Regions from separate parts of the Homo sapiens genome. Here region 2 is linked to region 1. The links are chromatin loops, found by intact Hi-C in ENCODE. Cell type or tissue: psoas muscle. All regions are shown on one strand. Each heading gives the region's core, and the rest is flanking DNA. Links, peaks and the distances in the headings are about the cores only. Region 1 holds the start of LOC100128288 (a long non-coding RNA gene). Region 2 overlaps PFAS (phosphoribosylformylglycinamidine synthase).

Region 1 (15,434 bases), core at 2,437-10,436:
ACTTTAGAGGGAAAGTCTTCCAGGTGGGAGTGTCAGTGAATTTAACTTTGTTCTCTTTTCTTCCTTTCTTAGGATCCTTCTTACAGCTCTCCATGATGCCTCAGAGAGCTGGAAATGATCCACCTGGGGTTTCAAATGCAAGTGAAATGGAAATGGAGATAAGTAACATGAGAGAAAAGTTTCTTATGAGTGTAACAAAGTTAGTAGAAAGCAAAAGTTACAACAGCAAGGTATTTTCCAAAGAAAAGTACTTTCAAACAATAAAGGAAGTTAAAGAAGCTAAAGAAAAAGGGAAGAAGTCATCACGTGATTATCGCCGTGCAGCAAAATATGATGTGATCTCTGTACAGGGCACAGAGAAACTGATAGAGGCTACTCATGGAGAACGTGATCGAATACGGTATTATGTACATAAGGAAGAGTTGTTTGATATTCTTCATGATACACATCTCAGTATTGGACATGGTGGGCGGACACGCATGCTCAAGGAGCTGCAAGGAAAATATGGGAATGTCACCAAAGAAGTTATTGTCTTATATCTGACTCTGTGTAAACAGTGCCACCAGAAGAACCCAGTACCCAAGAGAGGCCTTGCACCAAAGCCCATGACTTTTAAGGACATAGACTCCACATGCCAAGTTGAAATACTTGACATGCAGTCCAGTGCCGATGGTGAGTTCAAGTTCATTTTATACTACCAGGATCACTCAACCAAGTTTATTATTTTACGGCCATTAAGAACCAAACAGGCCCATGAGGTGGTCAGTGTCTTGTTAGATATTTTCACAATTCTTGGTACACCCAGTGTGTTAGACTCTGACAGTGGCGTTGAGTTCACAAACCAGGTTGTTCATGAGCTCAATGAGTTGTGGCCAGACCTAAAGATTGTATCTGGTAAGTACCACCCTGGCCAAAGCCAGGGCTCCCTGGAAGGAGCAAGCCGTGATGTAAAGAACATGATAAGTACCTGGATGCAGAGTAACCACTCATGTCACTGGGCCAAAGGCCTCCGATTCATGCAGATGGTGAGGAATCAGGCTTTCGACGTTTCCTTGCAGCAAAGTCCATTTGAGGCAATGTTTGGCTATAAAGCCAAATTTGGGCTATATTCCTCAAACTTGCCCCGGGAAACTGTGGCTACTTTACAAACGGAAGAAGAGCTAGAAATTGCTGAAGAACAGCTAGAAAATAGCCTTTGGATCAGGCAGGAAGAAAGGGCTGAGATTGGAGCAGACAGATCTGATATGGACGATGACATGGATCCCACTCCTGAAGCTTCAGAACCCAGCACCTCACAAGGGACTTCCGGTCTCCTCTGCTGGTGAACAGATGGCTGCTGGGTGGACAGTCACAGGTGTCTCTCTGAGCATAGTCATCTGAGAACTGTTGCCAGAGGCCCCAGAGGAAAAGATTGAAGGCTGCACTCTCAGGTCAAGTTGTACATGGCAGTCCTTGCTCAAAAAGACAAAAGTTCAGGTCTGTGTATTTATTCTTAGGGCTGCCATAAAAAATTACCACAACCTGGCCGGGCGCAGCGCTCATGCCCGTAATCCCAGCACTTTGGTAGGCCAAGGTGGGCGGGTCACTTGAGATCAGGAGTTCAAGACTAGCCTGGCCAACATGATGAAACCCTGTCTCTACTGAAAATATAGAAATTAGCCAGGCTTGGAGCTGTGTGCCTGTAATCCCAGCTAACCAGGAGGCTGAGGCAGGAGAATCACTTGAACCCAGGAGGCAGAGGTTGCAGTGAGCCGAGACCATGCCACTGCACTCCGGCCTGGGTGACAAAGCAAGACTCTGTCTCAAAAAAAAAAAAAAAAAATTACCACCACATGGGTGACTTAACAGAAATTGAGTCTCACAGTTCTGGAGGCCCAAAGTCTGAAATTAAAGTGTTAGTAAGGTAGGTTCTTTCTGGAGGCTCTGGGGGAGAATCCATTCCATGCCTTTCTCCTTTCTCTAGTGGCCATCGGCAATCCTTGGCAGTCCTTGGCTTGTGACAGTGTAAGTCCAGTCTCTGCTTCTATCTTCATGTGGCCTTCTCCCCTGAGAAGGCCATAATTTTTTATGGCAGCCCTAAGAATAAATACACAGACCCGAACTTTTCCCTTATTAAGCAAGGACTACCATATACAACTTGACTTGAAATACACAGGAATACCTGTGTGTATTCTTTCCTGTCTCTTGTAAAGACATCACTGGACACCAAATCCATGTCACTGGATTTAGGGCCCACTCTAATGAGGATGATCTCATCTCGAGATCCTTACCTTAATTAGATCAGCGAATACTCTTTCCAAGTAAGGTGACATTCACAGGTACTAGGGACCTGAACTTGAACTTATTTATTTATTTTTTTTTTCATTTTTTTAGAGATAGGGTCTCCTTATATTGCCCAGGCTGGTCTCAAACTCCTGGGCCCAAGGGATTGGCCTCCCAAAGTGCTAGGATTACAGGCACACGCCACCACACCCAACCAGGACTTTTTTTTTTTTTTTTTTGCTCTTAACTTTTTTTTTTTTTTTTTAATTGATCATTCTTGGGTGTTTCTTGCAGAGGGGGATTTGGCAGGGTCACAGGACAATAGTGGAGGGAAGGTCAGCAGATAAACAATGGATTAAGGGCGGTGCAAGATGTGCTTTGTTAAACAGATGCTTGAAGGCAGCATGCTCCTTAAGAGTCATCACCACTCCCTAATCTCAAGTACCCAGGGACACAAACACTGCGGAAGGCCGCAGGGTCCTCTGCCTAGGAAAACCAGAGACCTTTGTTCACTTGTTTTTTTTTTTTTTTTTTGAGACAGGGTCTCGCTCTGTCACTGAGGCTGGAGTGCAGTGGCACAATCTGGGCTCACTGCAGCCTCTGCCTCCCCAGTTCAAGCAATTCTCCTGCCTCAGCCTCCCCAGTAGCTGGGACTACAGGCGTGCACTGCCACACCTGGCTAATTTTTTTTTTTTTTGGAGACAGAATCTCACTCTGTCGCCCAGGCTGGAGTGCAGTGGCATGATCTGGGCTCACTGCAGCCTCCGCCTCCCAGGTTTAAGCGATTCTCCTGCCTCAGCCTCCTGAGTAGCTGGGACTACAGGCACGCACCCCCACGAACCCAGCTAATTTTTGTATTTTTAGTAGAGACGGGGTTTCACTATGTTAGCCAGGATGGTCTCGATCTCCTGACCTCGTGATCCACCTGCCTCTGCCTCCCAAAGTGCTGGGATTACAGGCGTGAGCCACCACGCGCGGCCAGACTTACCTTTTTAAGAGACACACTTCTCATTGTAGTCAATAGAAGTATATGTCTGCAAAACAAGAACTGATGGATGAGGTCTCAAGAATGTAAAGCTGGTGGGACTGCCCTAGATATATCTAATACATATTCCTGCCCCTCAGACACATACTCTAAAACATGGAGGCATCACAGGAAAATAAGTAGATGAAGGAAGGCTGGGCACGGTGGCTCATGCCTGTAATCCCAGCACTTTGGAGGCTTAGGCGGCCGATCACTTGAGGTCAGGGGTTCGAGACCCGCCTGGCCAACATGGTGAAACCCCGTCTTTACAAAAATGCAAAGTATTAGCCGGGCACGGTGGCATGCACCTGTAATCCTGGCTACTCAGGAGCCTGAGGTAGGAAGATCCCTTGAACCTAGGAGGCAGAGGTTGCAGTGAGCCGAGATCATGCCACTGCACTCCAGCCTGGGCGACAGAGCAAGGCTCTATCTCAGAAAAAAAAAAAGTAGATGAAGGAAAAGTAATAGGAAGAAACAAGGTTCATCTAAGATGCCCTAGAGACTGGCCACCTTACCAACTGGGCTCTGTTTCCCGCTTCAGGAGAAACTGTATGTGCCATCCCTTTTCTCAGAGCATTATGCACAGATAATTGTGTAACTGCATGAAACATATATTAAAATTAGGTCAGAAGTAAAGTATGGTTGGAATTTGGGTATGCGTCTGCCACTTGTCTGTGTCTCAAGCACTTAAAAACATATCCTATTCCTGGCACAGTTCAGTGCATTTCGGGAAGTGACCAATAGTCAGGGAAATAATCAAGGTTTCTGGAACAAAATGCAAGAGTTGGCCTGAGATCACTGCTCTACCTAGAGAGGAGTAGGGCAAGGCCAGTCTGGGCCATGATTCAGAGTAAGGATGACTGACCCAGCCACAGGGGAGGACAGTGCCCAGGACCTGTGTACTCCTATGTTCCCAATGCCTAAGAGTGCCCAGCCCATGGAAAGTGTTCAGTGAATTTAATGAATAAATGATTCTACAGAAATGGGCACGGGGAAGGAGAAAGGGCCTGCAGTCTTTTATTTTTATTTTATTATTTTTTTTTTGAGATGGAGTCTCGCACTGTCGCCCGGGCTGGAGTGCAGTGGCCACAATCTTGGCTCACTGCAACCTCCACCTTCCAGGTTAAAGCGATTCTCCTGCCTCAGCCTCCCAAGTAGCTGGGATTACAGGCGCCCGCCAACCACGCCCGGCTAATTTTTTGTATTTTTAGTAGAGATGGGGTTTCACTATGTTGGCCAGGCTGGTCTCGAATGCCTGACCTCATGATCCGCCTGTCTTGGCCTCCCAAAGTGCTGGGATTACAGGCGTGAGCCACTCGCCCGGCCGGTCTTTTATTCTTCATACAAGTGTCCTTCCTGCACATCCCAGAGCTATCTAAGACCCATTCTGATCATCACTAATGCCAGTTCCCTCTTCTGTAAGGGGCAGTAACACCCCTGGTGCTGCCTACCTCACAGGATTGTCCTGAGAGACCAGCGAGATTCTGCATGTGAAGGGGCTTTCTCTGAATAGTGAAGTTCTACAATGTGACTCATCTTTGCGGACCCTGTCCTCCACGTGAGGGTGGGAGACCTCTGCTCATTGCCATTTCTTTTCAGATTCTGCAGTGTTAAGTTGGAAGGTTTCCACGGAAGCCACATTATTATTACATAGGAAGTGACATCACTTTCCAGCTTGTTTTGGGGGGCCAAAATCTTGCTATGTTCTTGGCCAGCACCTCAGTTTCCATCCTCCTTCCAACCCATTGTCTTTCTTTGTAACTCTGCCTAACAGGTCTGGGAGGTCCAACTTTGACTGAGGATGTTACCTTCCCCTCCCCAGTGCTGACCTCCTCCCTCCTAGTTACTTGGCATACCGGGAACCACATCATCAACTCCTGTGGGTAAAAGGTGACACATGAGCCATAACACTGCTTGCTTTCCCAGAGATGCCTGGGTTTCCAGGAGCTGCCACATCACTCTTCCTCTTTTGCATCTTAATGTTGGCAGTGGGAAAGAGTTAGAGGTGGATTCCTGGACCCAGTCTGGCCTGCATTATTTCAGCATGTGGAATAGAGGTCACTAACCGGTGTGCCACAGGCTAGTCTCAGCTTGCAAATGTATTTTGTCCACATAATGTTTTTAATTTTTTTTTTTTCTAAACAGAGTTTCGTTCTTGTTGCCTAGGCTGGAGTGCAATGGCGTGATCTCGGCCCACTACAACCTCCACCTCCCGGGTTCAGGTGATTCTTCTGCCTCAGCCTCCTGAGTAGCTGGGATTACAGGTGCCCGCCACCACGCCTGGCTAATTTTTGTATTTTTAGTAGAGACGGGGTTTTGTCATTTTGGCCAGGTTGGTTTCAAACTCCTGACCTCAGGTGATCCACCCACCTTGGCCTCCCAAAGTGCTGAGATTACAGACGTGAGCCATGGTGCCCGGCATTTTAAATTTTTTTTTTTTAATTAATTGCCAACACTTTAAACACTGGAGAGTTCATATAAAAATCTGGATGTCTAGCACCTCTTGAGAACTCGGCATATGTGGCCACAGTGGGTCCACAATTTCTGCACAGCAGCAAATGAGGAGACGCAGTGCATGTGGCACTCTCCAGGTGGCCACCCTCAGCCACTCACATGCATATTCGTTTCTGTGGCCCACTGCTGAAGAAAGGCCACTGCGGGGCATGGTGCCATGTACCTGTAATCCCAGCTACTTGGGAGGCTGAAGTGGGAGGATCACTTGAACCTGGGAGGCCAAAGTTAAAGTGAGCCATGATCGTATCACCACACTGCAGCCTGGGTGACAGAGACCCTGTTTCCAGAAAAAAAGAAAAAAGAAAAAGAAAAATGGCCAGCAACAGACCTGTGTATCTCTAGGAACTTATGATAGAAGTGGCATTTCAATCAGTGGGAAGGGTTGTATTATTCAGTTAATGGGGCTGGATCAATTGGCTGTCCATTTGACAAAAATGAAGTCTGACCCCTAAACATTAAACATTTAAAAATAATGATAAAAATATTGGGGGGCTGGGTGCGGTGGCTCACGCCTGTAATCCAAGCACTTTGGAAGGCCAAGGTGGGTGGATCACCTGAGGTCAGGAGTTCGAGACCAGCCTGGCCAACCTGGCAAAACCCTGTCTCTACTAAAAATACAAAAATTAGCTGGGTGTGGTGGCAGGCGCCTGTAATCCCAGCTACTCAGGAGGCTGAGGCAGGAGAATCACTTGAACTCGGGAGGCAGAGGTTGCAGTGAACCAAGATCGCACTACTGCACTCCAGCCTGGGCAACAGAGCAAGAATCTGTCTAAAAAATAAATAAATAAATAAATAAATATATATATATATATATATATATATATATATGTATGATATATATATGTATGATATATATATGTATGATATATATGTATGACATATATATGTATGATATATATATGTATGTATGAAAAAAGATGTTTGTGATCTTGGAGAAAAATATTAATACATCTGGCTACATAAAAATAAATACTGGTATGGAAAAATAATGCCATTTAAAAAGTAGAAAATAGGCTAGGTGCAGTGGCTCATGCCTGTAATCCCAGCACTTTGGAGGCCAAGATGGACGGATCACCTGAAGTCAGGAGTTTGAGACCAACCCGGCCAAAATGGCGAAACCGCATCTCTACTAAAAATACAAAAATTAGGCATGGTGGCAGGTGCCTGTAATCCTAGCTACTCAGGAGGCTGAGGCACAAGAATTGCTTGAATCTAGGAGGCGGAGGTTGCAGTGAGCTGAGATCGTGCCACTGCACTCTAGCCTCGGTAACAGAGTGAGACTCCCTCTCAAAAAAAAAATTGTTTTCTAAAAATCTGTTATGATTTTCTTTCTCATCCTTGGCCATTTCTTCTAGTCTTAGTTTTAGCTGTGACTTTTCTGTGTAAGACTCACTTATGCCTCTTCCAGGCTCCTGCCTTCTGACTACTATGGGCTTCTCAGAGTCAATAATCTCCCCTAACATATTCTTCCTTCTGTATTCCACTAGTTCTATTAATGGCACCATGGGTCACCCAACCCAGAGTCATCAGTGTATCATTCTCCCTCACTGCCCCTAGCCAATTTGCTAAATCATGTCATCCCTACCAGTAGCAGATTATATTTTCCAAATGTCAATGCAACAGTATATCTGTAACACATGTTCTTCGAGAACTTTGCACTTTCCTATCAAGAGATGGAGTTTTTATCACCCCTCCTTGAACTTCGGCAGAAATTTGTTCTTGCCTTGACCAGTCTAGTACAAAACAGTAATAATATGTGGCTTCTGAGGCTGTTATAAAAATGCCACCTCACTCTCTTGGAATGGTTTACTCTTGAAACACAGTCACCATGTTGTGAAGAAGCCCAGGCAGCCTGTGGAGAGGCCCACATTGAGAGGAGCCAAAGCCCTGGGCCCTCGGCCCTGGCTGAGCTCTTAGCCAACAGACAGAACCAACCTGCCAACCATGTGAGTGAGCCATCTTAAAAGGAGACTCCCCAGCCCCCAGTTCATCGTCCATTCAATACTGTATAGAACAGAGACAAGCCCTGGCCAAATTGCAGAGTCATGTGCAAAATAAATGAATGTTGTTGTTTCAAGCCACCGAGTTTAGAGGTGGTTTGTTATGCAACAGTACATAACTGATAGGCTAACTCTGAAATGTCTTAAATCTGTTACCATCTCTCCATTCCCCCAGGACAGGCTCTTGTTACCTTTGTTGATTGGAGACAACCCACCTAGTGAATCTTCCAGAAGTAAAGCTCTGCTTGGAATAATAGTTAACACTACTGAATACTAATTTACCTACAGTATTAGTATTGAGCTTTAAATTCATTTTCTTTTTTTTTTTTGAGATGGAATCTTCCTCTGTCGCCCAGGCTGGAGTGCAGTGGCGCAATCTTGGCTCACTACAAGCTCCACCTCCCGGGTTCACGCCATTCTCCCGCCTCAGCCTCCCAAGTAGCTGGGACTACAGGCACCCGCCAACACGCCCGGCTATTTTGTATTTTTAGTAGAGACGGGGTTTCACCATGTTAGCCAGGACGGTCGGTCTTGATCTCCTGACCTCGTGATCCACCACCCACCTTGGCCTCCCAAAGTGCTGGGATTACAGGCGTGAGCCACCACGCCTGGCCTTAAATTCATTTTCTTATGTAATCCTTACGATCCTACAAAGTCAGTTGAAGCTGAAGAAATGAGTTTAAATAGGTGTATTAAGGACTTAATTTTCCTCTCATAAAGAAAGAAATAAAGCTCAGAAAGTAATAACTAGCCCAGGGTTCAAACCTAAGTGTCAAGTCCAAGGTCAATGCTTATAACCATCTTCCCTGCTCAAGAATCTCCATTGGGCCAGGTGCAGTGGCTCGTGCCTGTAATCCAAGCACTTTGGAGGCTGAGGCAGGAGGATTGCTTGAGCCACAGGGTTCGACACCAGCCTGGGCAACATAGTGAGGCATGGTATTAGGTTTGGTGGCTCACACTGTAGGCCCAGCTACTTGGGTGGCTGAGGTGGAAGGATCTCTTGAGCCCAGGAGGTCAAGGCTGCAGTGAGCTACGATTGCACCACAGCCCTTCAGGGGAAAAAAAGAAATCTGCAGTGGTTCCTCACTCACAGGATAACAACTTAAACCTGGCATCCAAGTTGGACTATCATATGGTCCCAACTACCTTTGCAGCTTTGGAATTAAGGCATCAGGTCTAGGCACATGAATTTCCTGGTTGCACTTGTTTTGTGTGGGGTGGCAGGAAGAAACTCAGGCCATCGGCTACTCTAGGCACTGCCAGAGTCACTTATTCTTTCCAGAACTTGGCTTCCTCATCTAAGGTGACAGACAATTGAACCAACTCGTTTTAAAGTTCTCTTCCAGTTCTGCCCTGTGTAGTATGAAGACTGTCCTCTTCTACTTTTGTACTTCCTACCTCTTCTAGAACCCCAGCCTGAGCTTCCTGCCAGGGCACATGTCCCCACTTCCGAGATGGAGAGAAGATAGGAGACTTAGAGATGAATGCTTTTGTGAATGTTCTCTATTTACCCACTTTTTCAGAACTAGCTTTGGCCTTATATTGTGGAATAGAATCTGCTTGTCTGCAGCTCTAGGGGTAGAAGGAACGTTTTCTTCTGATATTTCTGAGATCCCTATTACCAGTGGTTTTTTTGAGACTAAGCATTGGAATGTCATTAGCACTGAGAAGGAAGGGCAGTGGGGGAGGCAACCGAGAAGCTCAGACTTACATTCTTGCTTCCAAATTATTTTGCATGCTTTCTGGACATTAGTACAACAGACCATTGAAGTATGGTTTGCCAAGGTTAGGTTCAATCAGTGCATGAGCCCGTTACCTCTGCAATTACTTTACCCTTCTTCAATTTGGTGACTTTGGGTTGTTGAATTGTAAGGGGGAAAGGTTTTTTGTTTTGTTTGTTTTTTTTAGTTTGTGATTTACAGTTCTTCCTTCCATTTGTTTTGTGGAAGCTTTATAGAAATTGATTTGAAACCTGAGATACTTTGAAATATAAAAGAGCAAGAGTTATCCCAGGACTCTCATTCAAAAAGTTGACGGATGGCAAAACAAGCTTGTCCCTGGAATCTTCAGAATTTTCTTCAGAATTCTATCCCTTTGAACTTACTGAATTTGGTTTCTTTTTTAGTTCCTGGTTCTTCCTTATTTTTATCATGGTGCTAATCTTTGTTTACCCAGGTTCTGACATTTTTACCCTAGAATTAATTACCCCAGATGGTCGACTCTACTGTGTTTTCCAAGCAAACAAAGAAGGCAGGAAATGTGAGCTTCCTGAGCAAATTGCCTTTCCGTTTTAATATGAGACTTTGCCTTTTAGAATCATATTTTTCTTATGTTTACTTTTCTTCATTATTATTATTATCATTATTATTATCATTTTGGTTTGGATCTAGTTAGAGTTTCCCTTTTCCATTTAAAATTTGGTCCTGATATTTTGCTTTTTGCTTCCCCATGTCTCAATTTGTTAAATCTTATTGTTCTATGTAATTTGAATTGCTACATCCTTTCTGTTGACTAGCTCCTTGCTCAGAATAACTTTTCCACACCTGGAACTTTGGCGTAGGAGTTCTTTTCACTTTTATGCATTTCCCGCGACATTACAGGGTGAGTACGTAGCAGATGAGTGCTTGTGAGCCTTTCCTCTGGGATTCACACAGATGGCTCACTCCTAACTTTGGTGAGTCATTCAGTGGCCAGATGTTTGCCTCTTTCCTCCTCCCCACTCTACCCCCACAATTCAGTGTACTGTTCTTTGAATGACATCCCCTCTTGTTTTTGCCTCTCTTTCTCCTGATGCAATGGCCAAAATGCTGGAAATGGCTGCCTTAAATGTAGGGACCATTAGGATCTCGCTCAACACAGAACCCAGGCCACCTGTAATAACACAGCTGGCTCCCAGTCCTGAAACCCTGCCTTTCTGCCCTGAATGGGGTGCAGAGAACCAGTCCAGACACCTGAAACTGCCACCCTTCTTCATCTGTAGGTGCAGGGGCCCTCTGTATCAGGAAGAGAGCCTCTCTGAAATCCACTGTCATTCTGGGCTTTTCCTGGACCAGCTCTCCTTACCTACCCCCTTCTCTAGCCTGTCAGTTTCACTCATTCATTGGACATTTATAAGCACTAAGTATGTACCAGGCATCATGCTGGCCTTTGGTGGTACCAACAAATAAAGAGACTGCTAAATGCAGAAAAATAGGCACAGAGTAAAGACTTGTAAGTCTGTAAAGGAGTGCTCAGTGAGAAGTCACACAAGCTAAGTTTCCAAGGACCATTTGCAGATCACTGCTGAACATTCTCCATCCTGCCTACTTTGTATTAGAGGACTTCTTGCAGGGAGAAATATAATCAGCAGGATCCTCGCTCAGAGACCTGGCAGACACCACCTTAACCCAGTGATCAAAGTTAACCTCCCCAGTACATGTACAACTACTGCTGCCCTGAAAGGATGCACTGAGAACATTTCTGTGTCATTTCTACCACAGATGCGCTACTTGAATCTAATTATGAAGAGACAAGAGACAAACCCAGATTGAGGGGCATTCAGCAAAATAATTGCCCTGTACTCTTTAAAAAACGGCAATGTTGAGAAAGACAAAGAAAGACTGAGGAGCTATTCCAGTTAAAGTAGGCTAGAGACACTGGGAACCAAATGTGATGCATGATCCAGGATATTCTTTTATTACAATGAGCATCATTGGGACAGTTGGTAAAATGTGAATATTGTCTGAAGAGTATAATATTGTATCAAAGTTAATTTCCTGGTCTTGAGGATTGTACTGTGGTTATGTAAGAGAATGTCCTTGTTTTTAGGAAATAGATGTTGAAATATCTTGAGATAAAGAGCATTATGTCGGCGACTTATTATCAAATAGTACAGGAAAATGAGTGTGTGTGTGTGTGTGTGTGTGTGTGTGTGTGGAGAGAGAGAGAGAAGGGAGGGACAGAGGGACAGAGAGATATAAAACCAATGCACCTGGGTGCGGTGGCTCACGCCTGTAATCCCAGCACTTTGGGAGGCCAGGGTGGGCAGATCATGAGGTCAGAAGTTCGAGACCAGCCTAACCAACATGGTGAAACCCCGTCTCTACAAAAATACAAAAATCAGCCAGGCGTGGTGGCACGCGCCTGTAATCCCAGCTACTCAGGAGGCTGAGGCAGGAGAATTGCTTGAACCCAGGAGGCGGAGGTTGCAGTGAGCCAAGATCACGCCACTGCACTCCAGCCTGGTGACAGAGCAAGACTCTGTCTCAAAAAAAAAAAAAAAATGCAGTAAAATGTTAACATTTGGGGAATCTGGGTGAAGAGTGGGAATTCTTTGTACTATTCTTGCAACTTTTCTGTAACTCTACAATTACGTCCAAAAAAAGAAGAATTGACAAGGTCCCACCAAAGAGGAGAGACAGCTTTGAACATGGAAATACAGGGCAGTAACTTGGCAGTTTGCTCTTTGGCCTGCAAAGGCAGTATTCATGTGAGTGAGAGTCACTTGTCTTCAAGTCCTGGCATTTTATGTAGCAGATCCCAAAAGCTGCCTGAAAGCCCCCAGGCCTTGTGTCGTTTCCCCTTCTGTTCACAGGTATCTTCCAGGCACTCACTAGAATATGGTGTCTGACAAGTTTCTCAGCTAACCAAGCATGGACCCAGAATTCTCAGAAATACCAAGGACAGTTTCTATGGCACTGACCAGGCTTCACCCTAGAGAGTGGTCCCCTACCGAGAACAATTCTTCCTTTCCCCTGGCTACAAAATAGGGATTCCTGGCCTATTTCTGCCAAATGCTTTGTGGAAGCAGAAAATCATAAGCCTTGTGTTTTCTCCATTATAGAAAATTAGGCCAGGTGTGGTGGCTCATGCCTGTAATCCCAGCACTTTGGGAGGCCGAGGCGAGTGGATCACTTGAGGTCAGGAGTTCAAGACCAGCCTGGCCAACATGCTGAAACCCTGTCTCTACTAAAAATACAAAAACTAGCCAGGCGAGGTGGCGGGCATCTATAACCCCAGCTACTCAGTAGGCTGAGGCACGAGAATCGCTTCAACCTGGGAGGCAGAGGTTGCAGAGATTGCGCCACTGTACTCCAGCCTGGGCAACAGAGCGAGACTCTGTCTCCAAAAAAAAAAAAAGAAAAGAAAAATAATATTCCCTCTTTCTTGGCCCTTGGTTTTTGGGGTGCTTTTTTGTTGTTTAATAATGGACTTTATTTTTATTTTATTTTTATTTTTGAGACGGAGTTTCGCTCTTGTTGCCCAGGCTGGAGTGGAATGGTGTGATCTCGGCTCACTGCAACCTCCACCTCCCGGGTTCAAGCAATTCTCCTGCCTCTGCAAATCTGTAGTTTACATTAGGGTTCACTCTTTGTGCTATGCATTCTATTGTGTTTGTTTGTTTGTTTAGAGACAGGGTCTCACTCTATTGCCCAGGCTGGAGTGCAGTGGCGCAGTCATGGTCTACTTCAGCCTCAAGCTCCTGAGCCTAAGTGATCCTTCCACCTCAGCCTGCCAAGTAGCTGAGACTACAGCATGTGCCACCATGCCTGGCTCATTCTATGGGTTTTGACAAATGTAAAATTACATGTAGCTACCATTAAAGTATCATACAGAATAGTTGCACTATCCCAAAAATCCCCTGTACTCTAGCTAGCTATTCATCCCTCCCTTCCTACTCCCCAAACTCCTGGAAACCACTGATCTTTTTACTCTCTATAGTTCTGCCTTTTCCAAAATGTTATATATAGTATGTTCCTTTTTCAGACTGCCTTCTTATACTTCACAATGTGTATTTAAGTTTCCTCCACGTCTTTTGTGGCTTGAATAGTTCATTTCTTTTTTGCACTGAATAATATTCCATTGTATGGATATACCACAGTTTATGCATTCACCTACTGAAGGATATCTTGCTTGCTCCTAATTTTCGGCAATTATGAATAAAGCTGCTATAAAGATTTGTGTGTGGTTTTTGTGTGGGCATCAGATTTTGGTTCATTTGAGTAAATAGGAGCACAACAATCACGAGATTGTATTTTAAGAGTATGTTTAGTTTTGGCCGGGCGCGGTGGCTCACGCCTGTAATCCCAGCACTTTGGGAGGCTGAGGTGGGCGGATCACGAGGTCAGGATATCGAGACCATCCTGGCTAACACAGTGAAACCCTGTCTCTACTAAATACACAAAAAAATTAGCCGGGTGTGGTGGTGGGCACCTGTAGTCCCAGCTACTGTGGAGGCTGAGACAGGAGAATGGCGTGAACCCGGGAGGTGGAGCTTACAGTGAGCCTAGATCGCGCCACTGCAGTCCAGCCTGGGCGACAGAGTGAGACTCCATCTCAAAAAATAAAAAAGTATGTTTAGTTTTTTAAGAAATTGCCAAACCAGGCTGGGCACGGTGGCTCGTGCCTGTTATCCCAACACTTTGGGAGGCCGAGGTCAGAAGTTCAAGACCAGCCAGGCCAACATGGTGAAACCCCGTTACTACTAAACATGCAAAAAAAAAATTAGCCGGGCATGGTGGCACGCCCCTGTAATCCCAGCTACTTGGAGGCCGAGGTGGGAGAATTGCTTGAATGTGGGAGACGGAGACTGCAGTGAGCTAAGATTGTGCCACTGCGCTCCAGCCTGGGCAACAGAGGGAGACACTGTCCCAAAAAAAAAAAAGAAAAGAAATTGCCAAACTGTCTTCCAATGTTGCTGGCCATTTCGCCTTCCCACCAACAATGAATGAGAGTTCCTGTTATTCCACATCATCACTTGCTTTTGGTGTTGTCAGTATTTTGGATTTTAACTATTCAAATAAATGCAGCGGTATCTCATTGTTTTAATCTGCAATTCCCTTGAGAACATATGATGTTGAACATCCTTTCATATGGTTATTTGCCATATGTATATCATCTCTGGCGAGATGTCTGTAGATCTTTTGCATATTTTTAAATATTTTGTACATTTTTAAATTGGTTAGTTGAGTTTTAAGAATTCTTTGCCTGCTGAGGAAAACAGTCTTTTATCAGATATGTCTTTTGCAAATACTTTGTCCCAGTGAGTGCTTTGTCTTTTCATACTCTTGAGACACTTGAGTGTCTCACTATGTTGTCCAGGCTGATCTTGAACTACTGGCCACAAGCAATCCTCCTGCCTCAGCCTGCCCCATGGCTGGGCTCGGCCCAACACTTGGTTTTTATTTACCCTATTTCTATGTCTCTGTTTCAGAGCTGGCTGGCTAATCTTGGCTACAGCCAGAGACTACAAACTATTGAACTAACAACAATAGAGATTTTTAAAAGAAAAAAAAAAAGCTGTTTTCAAGATAAAAGTTTACTTACTCCAGTGCTGTGAAAATCAAAATCAATATGCTTAGCACTCAGTCACTTGAGGAAACTAATAAAACCTAAGAATGTTGTTTGTTTTTGTTTTTTTGTGAGACAGAGTCTTGCTTTGTCGCCAGGCTGGAGTACAGTGGTGCGATCTCGGCTCACTGCAACCTCCACCTCCCCAGTTCAAGCGGTTCTCCTGCCTCAGCCTCCCGAGTAGCTGGGACTACAGGCATGCGCCACCACACCCAGCTAATTTTTGTATTTTTAGTAGAAACGGGGTTTCACCATGTTGGCCAGGCTGATCTTGAACTCCGGACCTCAAGTGATCCACCCACCTG
Region 2 (15,434 bases), core at 7,422-15,421, 110 kb after region 1:
CAGGAAGGTCCAGGTCTGGAGGGTGTTCCCCAAGCTGGGAGAAGCACTGGGCCAGAGCTGTGCCCCCGAGCCGGTGCTGCCCAGGGCTCAGAGCCACATAGAGCAGATGGCCTGGGGAGACGGGGAGGGGTGAGGGGAGGGGAACAGCTCAGGAGGACCCATCCCTGAGGGGCTCACAGCACTGCTATTCCCAGCATGTGGTGAGACACCTAGACAATCAGTCCCAGAAAACACCACAGCCCAGTGTTGAGATGGGGGCCCAGCACTCACAAAGCAGGAGCCAAACAAAGATCACACAAGCAAAGATCACAAAGGATGGGGCCATGTCCATACCTCTCCCTTCAGGATGCTTGAGGTCTGGGGTCACAGTGGCTGTGATGTCTGGGCAGACGGCATAGGCTGAGATGACCAGTGACCCTGTAGAGCAAGGAGGAGTCCAAAGGAATGAGTTGCCAACCCAGCTCCATAGTTCCTCCTCCCCTCCCTGGGGCTCCCACACCTCACCAGGAGCCCGCACGGTCTCAGTGCCAACCCGAGCAGCCATGCTGAGGGAGTCCTTGCCACCATCCACTGCCACACCCAGGGCTGCCATCACTGCCACCATAGCCTCACAGGCATCCGCCAAAGCTGCGCCCTCCCCTGGGAGCTTGGCTGCCCACATCCAGTTCCCGCTACACTTCACATCCTGGGGGTGGCAGAGGCACAGCATTAGAGGGGAAGAGAAATGTGGAGAGGCCAGGGGTGCAGGCGGACTGGGAGGTTGCAACATGAAATGAAGGGCTACAGATGGATGTGGAAGGGTCCTGAAGCCCGGGGGCTCCAGGATAGAAGCTGTGGGAGAACTCACCCGGAGGTCAGTGACCAGAGCAAACACCAGGTTGGTGAGGGCTTCGGCCACGGCCAGCCGGGCGGCGACTTTTGGGTCCAGCAGGCTCTTGACTGGCTGTTCTCCCAAGGCTGTGGCAGCCCCTATGAGCTCCTCATGGCTCAGTGCCACAACCGCTACATCTGCCAGAGGAGTTTGCAGGGGCCCCACGCACTGCTGCTGGGCCACCAGGCCTCCCACAGAGCGGTCCACCTGTGGAACCAGGTGGGGTTAGCAAGAGAGCAAGGGACAGGGACAGCCTGAGCTCCCGCACATGCCCCCAAGGCACTCAGGGCAGTGGGAGGCCTGTCTTTCCCCCAATGCAGACAACAGCTCTACTTAGAAGGTGGGTAGCAGGGAGACCAGGCCATCAGGGTGGCTGCCCTGCCCCTGCTGCTTCCTGCAGGGCCAGGCAAAAACCCCCACAGCACTTTCTAAGGGTGGGAGGGCAGAAGAGGCTGAGCGGAGGAAGGAGGCAGGGGGCAGAGGAAGGGTGCAGGGAGGACCTTATTGGTGAGGTAGCGCTTGCTGGCCACGGCGGGCAGCCTCAGAACCCTCTCCAGAGCCTGGTGCACGCTCAGCCCTGGGGGCAAGGCCAGAGGCTGCAGCATGGGGGGCTTCCTCTGCAGGAAGAACTCCTGCAACACAGACAGCGACAGGCAGTGTGAACACCTGGGGCGGGCTGGGCACACAGGCGACAAAGTGCACGTAGGGTAAAGGGTGGTGTGGAGAGGACCACAGGAAAAACCCATCCCCTCAACCCCACATACCTTCCGAGGCATCTTGCCCAGCACCCATTCGAGCTCCAGGTCCACAGGGGTTGGCAGGGGTGTCGGGGGGGCATCCCCCTGGCCATTTCTTCTGACAGGACACTCCCGATCGTCCACCAGCACTATCTATAGACCACAGGGACCCCACCCAGAGGGGATGAGACTATGAACACCAGCAAGGAATGTTCCTAGAAATCAGGGCACAAATGTGCTTTCCACTCCTTGTTTGGTTTCCATATTGAGTCCCTGCCCCTCCTTGGATCCAACATTCCCCACAGCTTGTTTGCCACTACCTCCCATCTTCCTCTCGTCTCTCTCCCTTGACAGCTCTCCCTCTAGCCCATACCCAGGTGGCTCATGTCTGCCCCAGTGTTTGCTCCCAACTCCCTGGGCCAACTCACTCTCCGGTCTCCAGTGATGGTGCCCACGAAGCAAGCCGGGCAACGTTCACGGGCACTGACATGAGTCAGGAAGTCCCGGTTGGGGGACCTCAGCAGAAGAGCATTTGATTCCTGGTACTCAGCCCCCCAGATTTCCAGGGCATTCAGGGTTGGGTCCCCAAGCTGCACAGCCACGGCGGGGAGGAAAGAGAAGGGCCAGTGGGCACTCCCACGTCTCATGTTGTTGCAAGAGAGATGGGTGGAAGCGGGCTGGGGCTGGCAGGGGTGGGAAAATGTCACACTTCAGGGGACGAGACCCACCTGGAAGCGGCTGGTGTAAATGATGGCTCCAGCTGGGTCACTCAGCTCTTTTAGGACATTGCCTGGTGAGAGGGTTGCAAGGAGAAGCAGTGACCTAGTGGTGGTCAGGCAACAAAGGGCAGTCCCTGGCCTCCAAAGGGGCCTGTAATTTGGTGTGTTCCTGTGTCAACTGCTGCCGCACCCTTACCACCAATCATCCCACGGCAGCAGGCTTCCACCCTTCCAACCCTGAACCTGTCTAGAATGTACAGAGCATGGAGAATGGGACCCAGAGCTGGGTGGTTGGTTGGAGATTCCTGATACCTCTCCCTAAACGAAACCTGGCAGGATACCAGGCAGGCCCAGTCTCTTGTTCCAACTCCTTTCCTCACCATTGCCACCAGCGCCCTGATCATGAAGGCTGCAGATGGGGTTTCCCTTGGGGGCCTCCACACAAGCCCTGATCACACGGTTCATCTTCTGTTCCATCTCCGGGTCTCCTCGCTGCACAGCCCCAAAGTCCAGGTCACTGGTGTTATCTCCCTGCACCTGGGGGCATATATGGCATAGCTCAGCTCAGCGAGACTGGAAGCTCCTATACGCTCCCCTATGCCTGGGGCCCGGTTATATCAAGGATTCTGCACCTTTAGCAATTCCCACTCACCTGCACAGATGAAGCAGCTCCACCTCCAACTCCAATCCTGTAGACGGGACCTCCAACCTTTACAACTTCCATGCCTGTAAGAAGGGAAGGCAGAATCAGAACACTGGGGAAGCCACGAGAAGAGGCCTCGAAAGCAAGGCAGCGTGAACACAGAGGAAGCTGATGTTAGGGAGAAGCCTGACCAGCTTTTTTTTTTTTGAGATGGAGTCTCGCTCTGTTGTCCAGGCTGAAGTACAGTGGTGTGATCTCAGCTCACTGCAACCTCCGTCTCCTGGGTTCAAGCGATATTCCTGCCTCAGCCTCCTGAGTAGCTGGGACTACAGGCGCCTGCTATCGTGCCCGGCTAATTTTTGTATTTTTTCAGTAGAGACAGGGTTTCACCATCTTGGCCAGGCTGGTCTCAAACTCCTGACCTCAGGTGATCCGCCCACCTCGGCCTCCCAAAGTGTTGGGATTACAGTCGTGAGCCACCCTGCCTAGCCCAGAAGCCTTACCACTTGACTGGGTTGATAGGAGAGTAAACTGATATCAACTACGGAGGACGATTTGGCAATAACAACCAAAATGACAAATGCACACAGTCTCTGATTGGGTAAATACACTTTGAGGAAGTCATCCCGCTGATTTATTTGCACAGGTATAAAATCACCTACTTACAAGATTAAACACCACAGTAACGTTTGTATTAGCAAGTACATGAAATAACCTAAAGGCTGACAACAGAGACCTCATTAAGTAAACTATGGTAAGTCTATACAATGAAAGACTAAGCCACCAAAAAAAGAGAATATAGGAATGTAATGAAGTAATATGATTTCATCAATATGAAATTATTTCCAAGATATACTGCTAAGCGAAAAATGAAAAAGGCAAAAATATCTATGTCTATTTACAGTAGCATCAAAAAGAATAAAAATAATTAGGAATAAATTTAACAATAGAAGTAAGGCTTATACACTAAAAACTTTTTTTTTTTTTGAGATGGGGTCTTGCTCGGTTGCCCAGGCTGGAGTGCAGTGATGCAATCTCGGCTCACTGCAACCTCTGGATGCGGAAGGGTCCTGAAGCCTGGGGGCTCCAGGGTAGAAACTGTGGGAGAACTCACCCATACTCCCAGCACTTTGGGAGACTGAGGCGGGCGGATCGCTTGAGCTCAGGAATTCGAGACCAGCCTGGCTAACACAGTGAAATCCAATCTTTACAAAAAATGCAAAAATTAGCCAGGCATGGTGGCCGGAGCTTGTAGTCTCAGCTACTCAGGAGGCTAAGGTGGGAGGATTGCCTGAGCCCGGAAGATGGAGGTTGCAGTGAGCTGAGATCGCACCACTGCACTCCAGCCTGGGTGACAGAGTGAGATCCCATCTCAAAAAAGAAAAAAGAAATAGGAAAGGATCTGAATAGATGTTTCTCTAAGGAAGATATACGCATAGCTAACTAGCATACGAAAACATGCTCGGCCAGGTGCGGTGGCTCACGCCTGTAATCCTAGCACTTTGGGAGGCTGAGGCGGGTGGATTACCTGAGCTCAGGAGTTTGAGACCAGCCTGGGCAACACGGTGAAACCCCATCTCTACTAAAATACAAAAGAAATTAGCTAGGTGTGGTGGCACGTGCCTGTAATCCCAGCTATTTGGGAGGCTGAGGCAGGGGAATTGCTTGAACCCGGGAGGCGGAGGTTGCAGTGAGCTGAGATTGCGCCATTGCACTCCAGCCTGAGTAACAGAGCAAGACTCTGTCTCTACAAAAAAAAAAAAGAAAGAAAGAAAACACGCTCAACATCATTAGTCATTAGAGAAAAACAAACCAAATCCACAATGAAATACTGCTTCATACCCACTATTATGCCTTACAATCAAAAGGACAGATATTAACAAGTGTTGTCAAGCATGTGGAGAAACTGGAACCCTCACACACTGCCAGAGAGAATGTAAAATGGTACAGCTGCTTTGGAAAACAGTTTGGCAATTTTTTGAAAAGCTGAACATAGTTACCACATGACCCAGCAATTCCACCCCTAGTTATATACCTGGGAGAAATTATAACATATGTTCATACAAAAACTTGTACATAGGCCGGGCGCGGTGGCTCACGCCTGTAATCCCAGCACTTTGGGAGGCTGAGGCAGGCGGATCACGAGATCGGGAGATAGAGACCACCCTGGCTAACACGGCAAAACCCCGTCTCTGCTAAAAACACATAAAATTAGCCGGGCGTGGTGGTGGGCACCTGTGGTCCCAGCTACTCGGGAGGCTGAGGCAGGAGAGTGGCGTGAACCCGGGAGGCGGGGCTTGCAGTGAGCCGAGAAAGCGCCATTACGCTCCAGCTTGGGCGACAGAGCGAGACTCCGTCTCAAAAAAACCAAACCAAAACAAAACAAAAAAACTTGTACATAAATGTTCATAGCAGCATTATGCATAATAGCTAAAAAGCTGAAACAACCCCAATGTCCACCAACTAAGGAATGGGTAAACAAAATGCGACATAGCTACATAATGGGATATTATTCAGCCATAAAAAGAAATAAAGTACTGATGCAACGGATAACCCCTGAAAACATTAAGCTAAGTGAAAGAAGGCAGACACAAAAGGCCGCATATTGTATGATTCCATTTTGGTCATGGGCTGACTAATGACATTTTGCTTAACAACAGACCACATATACAACAGTGATCCCTTAAGATTATAATTGTGCTGAAAAATTCCTATTGCCTAGTGGCATCGTGGCACGCTGGTGGGTGATGCTATTGTAAATAAACCTACTATACTGCCAGTCACACAAAAGTATACTGCAAACCATTATTGTATGTATACTACATAATACTTCATAATGACAATAAATGACTATTACTGGTTTATGTATTTACCACACTTAAAAAAAAATTTTTTTTTTTTTGAGACAGAGTCTCACTCTTACGTCCAGACTGGAGTGCAGTGGCGTAAACTTGGCTCACTGCAACCTCCACCTCCCAGGTTCAAGTGATTCTCCTGCCTCAGCCTCCCGAGTAGCTGGGATTATAGGTGCGCGCCACCACACCCAGCTAATATTTGAATTTTTGGCAGAGAGGGGGTTTCACCATGTTGGCCAGGCTGGTCTTGAACTCCTGACCTCAGGTGATCTGCCCACCATGGCCTCCCAAAGTGCTGGGATTACAGGCGTGAGCCACCACACTCAGCCTACATTTATTTTTTATTTTTATTCTTTTTTGGAGACAGGGTTTCACTCTGTCACTCATGCTGGAGTGCAGTGGTATGATCATAGCTCACTACAGCCTTGAGCTCCTTGGCTCAAGCGATCTTCCCACCTAAGCCTCCTGGGTAGCTGGGACTACAGGTGTACACCACCATATCCAGCTAAGTTTTATTTCTTAATTTTTTTAGAGACAGGGGTCTGACTGTATTCCCCAGACTGGTCTCAAACTCCTGGCCTCAAGTAATCCCCCTGCCTTGGCCTCCCAAAGTGCTGGGATTACAGGCGTGAGCCACTGTGCCCAACCAACTATACTTTTTACTGTTATTTTAGAATGTACTCATTCTACTTATATAAAGCAAGTTTATTCTGGCTGGGCACCATGGCTCACACCTGTAATCCCAGTGCTTTGGAAGGCTGAAGCAGGAGAACTGCTTGAGCCCAGGAGCTCAAGGCCACAGTGAGCTAGGACAGAACCACTGTTCTTCAGCCTGGGTGACAAAGTAACACCCTGTCTCTAAAAAGAGAAAAAAAATCTGACTTGAGAAAGAAAATGCAGATTAAAAATAATAATAATTAACAAAAAAGAGAAAAAAAAGTTTACCTAAAAACGGTATGCCATGTTACATTGACAGTAGCTTCATATTATCTCATATTTACCACGTCTTTTTTTTTTTTTTTGACAGTGGTGCGATCGCAGTGGTGCGATCTCCACTCACTGCAACCTCCACCTCCCAGCTTCAAGTGGTTCTTGTGCCTCAGGAGGCTGGGACTATAGGCATGCACCATGACGCCTGGGTAATTTTTTTTTTTTTTTTTTTGAGATGGAGTCTCCATCTGTCGCCCAGGCTGGAGTGCAGTGGTGGGATCTCAGCTCACTGCAAGCTCCACCTCCTGGGTTCACGTCATTCTCCTGCCTCAGCCTCCGAGTAGCTGGGACTACAGGTGCCCGCCACCACACCTGGCTAATTTTTTTATTTTTTTAGTAGAGACGGGGTTTCACCGTGTTAGCCAGGATGGTCTCGATCTCCTGACCTCGTGATCTGCCCACCTCAGCCTCCCAAAGTGTTGGGATTACAGGCATGAGCCACCATGCCCGGCAGATGCCTGGCTAATTTTTGTGTTTTTAGTAGCAACAGGGTTTCAGCATGTTGGTCAGGCTGGTCTTGAACTCCTGATCTCAGGTGATCCACCTGTCTCAGTCTCCCAAAGTGCTGAGATTACAGGTGCGAGCCACCCTGCCTGGCCCACCACGTCTTGATTGCATTATTTTCTCTTGTGCTTATTTTATTCTCATGCTGTTTTGTTCATCATGGCTCCCAAGTGTACAAAATTCCTGGATAATATTGCCAGTAAGAGGCTGTGTGGATCGTGTAGCAGGCTATGCCATCTAGGTTTGTGTATGTACAGTCTATGAAGTGGGCACAATAATGAAATTACCTAATAGCCACATTTCTCAGAATGAGTTGTCCATCATTATGTGACACATAAGATAAGCCAACATATTAAAAACTAACCACTGAAGTGTTCCCTAAGTTCCCTCCCTGTAGCCATCCTGTGCTGGGGAGAAAGCTGGCTGGATCCAGAGAAAGGTGGCAGGCTCTTACCTGGCTCTGGGGCCTCCTTGCTTATGTGGTCAGCTTCCATGGACCCAATGCCCCCACTAAACATGATGGGCTTGATCCACTCACGCCGCTGGCCGTCTGGGAGCTGGAGGCCCAAGGAGCGGGCGAAGCCTGGAGTGTGAACATCAGAGGGACCTGTCACTCAGTTCCCCCAGTGCTCGCCCAATAGCACAGCCCCTGGGTCGCACACCCCACCCACAAGCCCCTCTGGGTGTTTGTCATCCCTCCACACCCCAGCCTCACCAGCCAGCACTGGTTCCCCAAACTTGTTGCCATAGTCAGAAGCTCCATTACTGGCTTCAATGGCAACCTCCAGGGGCCGGGCAAAATTCCCAGGATACTGGAAGCTTGGATCCTCCCAGGGCAGATTGTAACCTGGGAGGGAAGGAGAGAGAACTGGATGAACTGAATGAACTGTGAAGACAGGCCGGAGCAGCCTGCATCCTTCAGGAAGAGTCAAGGCCACCAAGGACCACCTGCATGGTTGCAATGTTCCACTTCAGGAAGTCCTGCTTTAGGAAGCCCTAGAGCCTGCAGTGAGGCACTGGTCTTCTTTCCACCACCCACACCAGCCTTCCCTCTGAATCTCGCAATCAGAGTTACACAGGCTTTCTGTTTTTTTTTTTGAGATGGAGTCTCGCTCTATCACCCAGGCTAGCGTGCAGTGGCGTGATCTTGGCTCACTGAAAGCTCCGCCTCCCGGGTTCACGCCATTCTCTCGCCTCAGCCTCCTGAGTAGCTGGGACTATAGGCGCCCGCCACCACGCCCAGCTAATTTTTTGTATTTTTAGTAGAGACGGGGTTTCACCGTGTTAGCCAGGATGGTTTTGATCTCCTGACCTTGTGATCCGCCCACCTCAGCCTCCCAAAGTGCTGGGATTACAGGCGTGAGCCACCACGCCCAGCCAAGTTTCTCAGGCTAAGAAACCAGATTTGAGGGGCAGGTACTGATCATAAGACCAACCCAATATCATGCTTTCTGGCTGAATGAAGGCTAGTTTTTAAAGAAAATCGTAGACCTGCAAAAGCAGTCTGGCCACCTCATCTCCCCAGGTCTACACTTATGACCATAGTTAGTGAAAGGCCAGCTATCCTAGAGCCCTTCCTCCTGAGAAAAGGCACACAGGATAACCCTATGGACCTAACAGATAGAAGTTTGCTGCCTGCCAGGACAAGGAATCTGGAAGGGAAGGTGGATAGAGAGGAAGGAGATGGAACCTGGAATATGCAGATTTCCAAAGCAATAGCCGGCAGTGCCAGCCACCACGTGGGCCCCGCGGCCTGTGCACTGGACATCTCGAATCCGGCCCCCTGTGCCAGTGGTTGCACCACTAAAGGGGCATACTCCTGCAAAGAGAGAGTGGGGAGAGGTCTGGGTGCCTCAGAGACAAACCCCCATCTCTGACCACCCCCACTGAAAATAAGGACAACCAATTTCCCTGATTATTTTCCCCAGGCCCACTCCAGGGGCCTGGGACCTTTGCCCTACCCTATTCTGTGATCTCACCTATTTCTCCAGGGAACCCAGCTCACCTGTGGGAAAGTTGTGAGTCTCTGCTGTGAAGACAACATGTCTCAGCCCTTGCTGTTGCTGGAAGCGGCTTGGCCGTGTGGGGTCCTCAGGCCGTAGGAATCGGACTTCCTTTCCCTGGATTGCACTGTGGACATACCCGTCATGGACCTTGCTTCCTTTCTGGGACCTACACTAACCCAACCAGGGCCTGGGGCCTCCCCTCCCCGGGTCCTGACGCCAACCCAGTCTAGGGCACAGCACCTGCTGTTATCACAGAATTTGAGGACGTTGTTGGGGTTCGAGGATTCCTGGGTGCTCATGATGGACTCAAACAGTGAGTGCACCAGCTTCTGCCCATCCACGTGGAGCTGGCCCTTGAAGAACCAGTGTCGGCTGTGCTCGCTGCAGGGGGCGATGCAGGGAGGGGAAGGCAGGTGGAAACGGGGTCATTTCTTAATGCCATGTCTTCTCACCAGCATTTAACAGCAGAGTTACAGCCAAATTCATACTTAGATGACAGATCAAAATATATTCCAAAAAGTCATAATCTTCAAGTATTCTGTCATTTTGGACTATCCAGAGCCAAAGTGAAGATAAAACCAAGATTTGAATGTAGACTCCTTGATGGATGACGGGAGCCCAGGCCCTCAGAGACTCAGGGAGGCCCCTAAGCCAAGGGAGGAACATGAAGGTGAGCCCCTGTGGTCTCTCCCAACACCCATGGGCTCAGGTATGGGAACAACCCCATTTCTCCTCACCTATTGGACTGCGCCAAGTCAAAGGCCTCCACAGTGCTCGGGTTCCGCTGTAGCTCCTGGAAGCGCTTGGTGTAGAAGTCTAGGTCCCAAGAGTCTAAAGCCAGACCTAGGAGACAAATCCAGGAAGAGGTGACTATGGAACTCAGGCAGCCACATTCCAGATCTCAGCACCCCTACTGGCCTATCCTGGACCCTACATCTCCCTCCCCAGCTACTCACCAAGCTCCTGGTTGGCCTTCTCCAGCGCAAGCCGGCCCTCACCCAGTATATTGATAGGGCCATTGAGGGGTTCCGGCATGCTCTCAGGGGAGAAACTCTGGATGGGATGGGGGAAGTGCTGCTCTGTCATCCGGTCGTGCAGGGTAGCCAGAGCAATGGCTTCCACCTCAGCTGACGGGGGGTGGGCAAACTAGGGGTGCAGACACACAGAGGGCAAGGGGTGAAGAGTTTAAGAATGGAGAGAAATGGTCCACCTTCCTACCCTCTTAGTCATGCAAGGCTAGCCCACTGCCACACCATATGGCACTTTTTCTCAGATTACAAAAAGACGCCCTTTCCAGGTATGAATCCATGCCAGGATGCACAAATTAAAGGAAGCATAGGCTGGATTTCTGCCCCATTTACCCCTCAACCAGGTACTTTCAGGCAGTGAACAACTTGTACGACCATACAGAGCAGGCCTAAAGCCAGGAGCACCTGTCCCTGCTTCTCTCTAGAGCTTAGGATCTAATCTTGTATCTCTGGCTCATCTCCTCCTCCTGATTCCCCATCACCTCACCGAGAGCCGGTAGCGCCGGGTGGTCTCCACACGATCCACAGGCCCCAGCCCAGTGGCGCGGCACACTGACACGATGTTGGTGGATGTTGGGGTGGAGAAGTTCAGCCTGAACAATGGGCCTGATGGTTAGGACTGGAGAACCCCCGGCAGGCCTCAGCTGGGAGGGTGGATCCTGCCTACTGCTGTCTGGACAACCTCCCACCGCTATCCCCTCACCATTGGCTTTCAGCCTCAGGCTGGGCAACAAGAAACCTGCTTTTAAAGTACACTCAAACCAAACCAAAACTGTCCTCTAGCATCAAAACTATTTGATTTTTTTTTCTTTCTGTGAGGCAGAGTCTTGCTCTGTTGCCCAGGCTAGAGTGCAGTGGCGTGATCTCGGTTCACTGCAACCTCTGCCTCCCGGGTTCACACCATTCTCCTGCCTCAGCCTGCCTAGTAGCTGGGACTACAGGCGCCCGCCACCACACCCGGCTAATTTTTTGTATTTTTAGTAGAGACGAGGCTTCACCGTGTTAGCCAGGATGGTCTCAATCTCCTGATCTCGTGATCTGCCCCACCTCGGCCTCCCAAAGTGCTGGGATTACAGGCGTGAGCCACCGCGCCTGGCCAAAACTGTTTGATTTTAACTTGGAATCTAATTTATTTTGCTTTGAGAACATGTTTTGGAGCAGGCTAGGTCTTTGGAGGGATCTACCCAAATGGGGAAAGCACATGTGTGGTTTCCTAGGCAGGAAGTAGCAAAGAGCAAAGGAAAAGCAAATCTCCCAAGGATCACAAGAGGAAGCAAAGGAAAGCAGAAGAAAGGGGTGGGCAGGATGAGATACTTACCTGGGCCCGACCTCCAGCAGCAGGTCATTGGAGCCAGGAAGGAGCCAGGACTCCCGAGCAACATCATCCAGCAGTAAGGGGCAACCAAACAGCCACATCAGCTTCTTTGTCTCCTCAGCACTGGGGAGGGCCTCAGCTGCAGGGAGACAGGGCAAGGACACCTTGAGACACTGCCCCCAGCACCGAGGCATGTCCCCCAAGAATCTAATACCTGGGCCCAACCTGTCCAGTTCACGTTGTAGCACAGTTCAGTCTCGACGCCCTGCAGCTCTGGCAGTTTCCCTTGCAGTTTCCTCCGAGTGTGTCCAGGGGCTGCCCCCTCATGGCCAGAGGGACGAACATAGAAGTGAAGGACTGGGGACATCTCTGCAGGTGTCCTTTGCTGGAGAGAGGTGTCCTTTGCTGGAGAGATGTGTCCTTTGCTGGAGAGATGAATTAGGTTCCTAAAAAATAACATTAACTAAGCCGGGCGTGGTGGCTCACATCTGTAACCCCAGCACTTTGGGAGACTGAGGCAGGTGGATTGCCTGAGGTCAGGAGTTGGAGATCAGCCCGGCCAACATAGTGAAACCCTGTCTCTACTAAAAATATAAAATTAGCTGGGTGTGGTGGCGGGCGCCTGTAATCACAGTTACTAGGGAGGCTGAGGCAGGAGAACTGCTTGAACCCGGGAGGCAGAGGTTGCAGTGAGCCGAGATCGCGCCATTGCACTCCAGCCTGGGCAACAAGAGCAAAACTCCGTCTCAATAAATAAATAAAATAAAAATAACATTAACTATGGCCTATCTGTTGAACTGATTTCAGATTTCAAGGAAAATTGCGGCGTTATGGATAGGGTAGGGGAAAGTAATATGGACATTTAGAGAAACAAGGTAACCTGAAAAATGTAACCTTGGAGATTTTAAGGAATCTTGCAAAATGTGGTCTTTATTAATGTGGTAGGGAGGTGTACAGGCACACACCTGACACGTGTTCCTGGAGTACATGCACTTTGCTGGGCCCCAGTCAAGGTCTTAGAAACACCGCTGTGAATCAAGACAGAAACTCTGTCTGCTCTCACAGGGTTTATATTTTATTGGGGGAGAAAGGCCAAGTACCCAGACATTTCCAGTCCCGTGTGGTGAAGGTCAGGGGACTGTGGACACCAATCCTGCACTTCAGGTGTCAGGAAAAATTTCCTGAGAGAAATGGTATCAGCCATGGATTGAATGTTTGTGTATCTCCCCCTCCCAATTCATATATTGAAACCCTAATCCTCAATGTTATGGTATTTGGAGGTGGGGCCTCTGGGACGTAATTAGGTCATGAAAGTGGAACTCTCAAGAATGAGCTACTAATCTCACCAAACCTCTTATAATCTGCCCTTATAAGAAGAGGCCAGATTGGGCGGGGCATAGTGGCTAACACCTGTAATCTTAGCCCTTTGGAGGCTGAGGTGGGAGGATTGAGCACAGGCGTTCGAGACCAACCTGGGCAACATGGCAAAAACCCCATCTCTCTCAAAAAAGATACAAAAATTTGCTGGGTGTGCTGGCATGTGCCTGTAGTCCCAGCAACTAGGGAGGCTGAGGTGGGAAGATCACTTGAGCCTGGGGAGGCGGAGGCTGCAGTGAGCAGTGATCAAGCCGCTGCACTCCAGCCTGGGCAACACAGTGAGAACTTGAGATCAGGAGTTCCAGACCAGCCTGACCAACATGGTGAAACCTCATCTCTACTAAAAAAAATACAAAATTAGCCGGGCGTGGTGATGCGTGCCTGTAATCACAGCTAATTGAGAGGCTGAGGCAGGAGAATCACTCGAACCCGGGAGGCGGAAGTTGCAGTGAGCTGAGATCGAGCCATTGCACTCCAGCCTGGGCAACAAGAGTGAAACTCTGTCTCAAAACAAACAAAAACAAACAAACAAAAAAGGATCTCTGATCACAAAGCTTTTGTTTAAGAATTTATTGCTTGATGATATCATGTCATAAATTATTTATTTATTTATTTATTTTCTTTTTCTTTTTTTTTGAGATGGATTCACTCTGTCACCCAGGCTGGAGTGCAGTGGCACAATCTGGGCTCTCTGCAACTTCTGCCACCTGGGTTCAAGCAATTCTCCTGCCTCAGCCTCCCAAGTAGCTGAGATTACAGGCATGCGCCACCACGCCCAGCTAATTTTTGTATTATTAGTAGAGACGGGGTTTCCCTATGTTCGCCAGGCTGGTCTCCAACTCCTGACCTCAAGTGATCTGCCCGCCTCGGACTCCCAAAGCGTTGGGATTACAGGCGTGCGCCACCATTCCGACCCATAAATTATTAAAACAAAAAAAAAGAATTGCTTAAGCAGGGCTGGGCATGGTGGCTCACATCTGTAATCCTAGCACTTTAGGAGGCCAAGAGGGGCAGATCACTTGAGGTCAGGAGTTCAAGACCAACCTGGCCAACGTGGTGAAACCCTGTCTCTATTAAAAATACAAAAAATTAGCCGGGCGTGGTGGCAAGCACCTGTAGTCCCAGCTACTCGGGAGGCTGAGGCAGGAGAATCACTGGAACCTGGGAAGCAGAGGTTGCAGTGAGCCAAGATTGAGCCATTGCACTCCAGCCTGGGTGACAGAGTAAGACTCTGACTCAAAAAAAAAAAAAAAAAAAAAGAATTGCTTAAGCAGATCCTGAATTCCAGCAGAACAGCTGACTCCACCAGCTCAAAGACTCCCACAGAAGCCAGGAGCAGTGGCTCACGCCTATAATCCCAATGCCTGTAATCCCAGCACTTTGGGAGGCCAAAGCAGTGGACTGCTTGAGCCCAGGAGTTTGAGACCAGCCCTGGGCAACATGGTAAGACCCTGTCTTTATAAAAAAAAAAATTAAAAATTAGTGGGGCATGGTGGCATGTACCTGTGGTCCCAGCTACTCAAGAGGCTGAGGTAAGAGGATCGCTTGAGCCCATGAGTTTGAGGCTGCAGTGAGCTACGATTGTGCCACTGCACTCCAGCCTGGGTGACAGAGCAAGACCCCGTCTTTCTTTTTCTTTTTTTGAGATGGGGTCTCACTCTGTTGCCAGGCTGGAGTACAGTGGCACGATCTCGGCTCACTGCAACCTCTGCCTTGCGGGTTCACGCGATTCTCCTGCCTCGGTCTCCCGAGTAGCTGAGACTACAGGTGCACACCACCATGACCAGCTAATTTTTGTATTTTTAGTAGAGATGGGGTTTCACCATGTTCGCCAGGATGGTCTCAATCTCTTGAACTCGTGATCCACCCACCTCAGCCTCCCAAAGTGCTGGGATTATAGGCGTGAGCGACTGCGCCAGGCAGACCTCATCTTTCAAATTAAAAAAAATAAAAAAAAAAAAAGACTCCCACAGTGGAACCAAGTGAGCATGAGAATCAGTTTCTTCATCTCCCTGTTTCATGACCTCACCCTGCACTCTTCAATCAATGATTTTCACACTTCATCCTAATCCTATTCCAAACTCTTTTTTAAAAACCCTAGCCCCAAAGTACTCTGGGAGATGGATTTGAGGTTTCCTCCTGTCTCCTTGTTCAGCAGCCCTATGATTAAACCTCTTTCTCTGCTGCAACCTGGTGTCTTGGTGTATTGACCTCCAGTGTGCATCAGGCAACAGAACTATTACAGTTAATACTTTTAGCCTAACATTCAAAGGCCCTCCCCATCTATCCCAAACTACCTATCCAATTTCTGGTCCCACTGCCTCTCAGCGGGACCCTGGCTTTACTCACCAAACTCTGCTGTTCCCCTAGTCTTGCCACTCAGTAAACA

Evidence for each region. Hi-C counts contacts between places; a loop is a spot of excess contacts. Peaks named below come from ENCODE experiments on the same cell type or tissue, not always from the same donor. Only the 100,000 strongest peaks of a DNase experiment are listed, where the experiment ranks them.
Region 2: a loop joins it to region 1, with 2.0 times the contacts of the local background. A loop is called at or near these places in 7 of 110 quality-filtered maps.

What each region holds. Positions count from the first base shown.
Region 1 is chr17:8,355,025-8,370,458 of GRCh38, reverse strand. It overlaps KRABD2 (KRAB domain containing 2), which reads left to right. Exons shown (of 2, transcript NM_001304947.3): 2 at 73-11,637. The coding sequence starts at 93. The coding sequence ends at 1,325. LOC100128288 (a long non-coding RNA gene) reads left to right here and starts at 9,918. Exons shown (of 1, transcript NR_024447.1): 1 at 9,918-12,046. RefSeq lists an enhancer at 15,413-15,434. In psoas muscle, for the core only: no CTCF peak of the experiment used is centred there; no DNase peak of the experiment used is centred there; H3K27ac peaks cover 5,822 bases.
Region 2 is chr17:8,250,539-8,265,972 of GRCh38, reverse strand. It overlaps PFAS (phosphoribosylformylglycinamidine synthase), which reads right to left. Exons shown (of 28, transcript NM_012393.3): 2 at 11,894-12,114; 3 at 11,672-11,807; 4 at 10,841-10,946; 5 at 10,282-10,471; 6 at 10,063-10,168; 7 at 9,566-9,706; 8 at 9,325-9,449; 9 at 9,010-9,138; 10 at 8,035-8,166; 11 at 7,774-7,902; 12 at 2,980-3,053; 13 at 2,708-2,864; 14 at 2,337-2,398; 15 at 2,037-2,198; 6 more. The coding sequence starts at 12,035. Among named protein-coding and RNA genes, the nearest start is that of PFAS, 9.0 kb to the right of the region's middle. In psoas muscle, for the core only: a CTCF peak has its summit at 11,966 (motif pointing left); no DNase peak of the experiment used is centred there.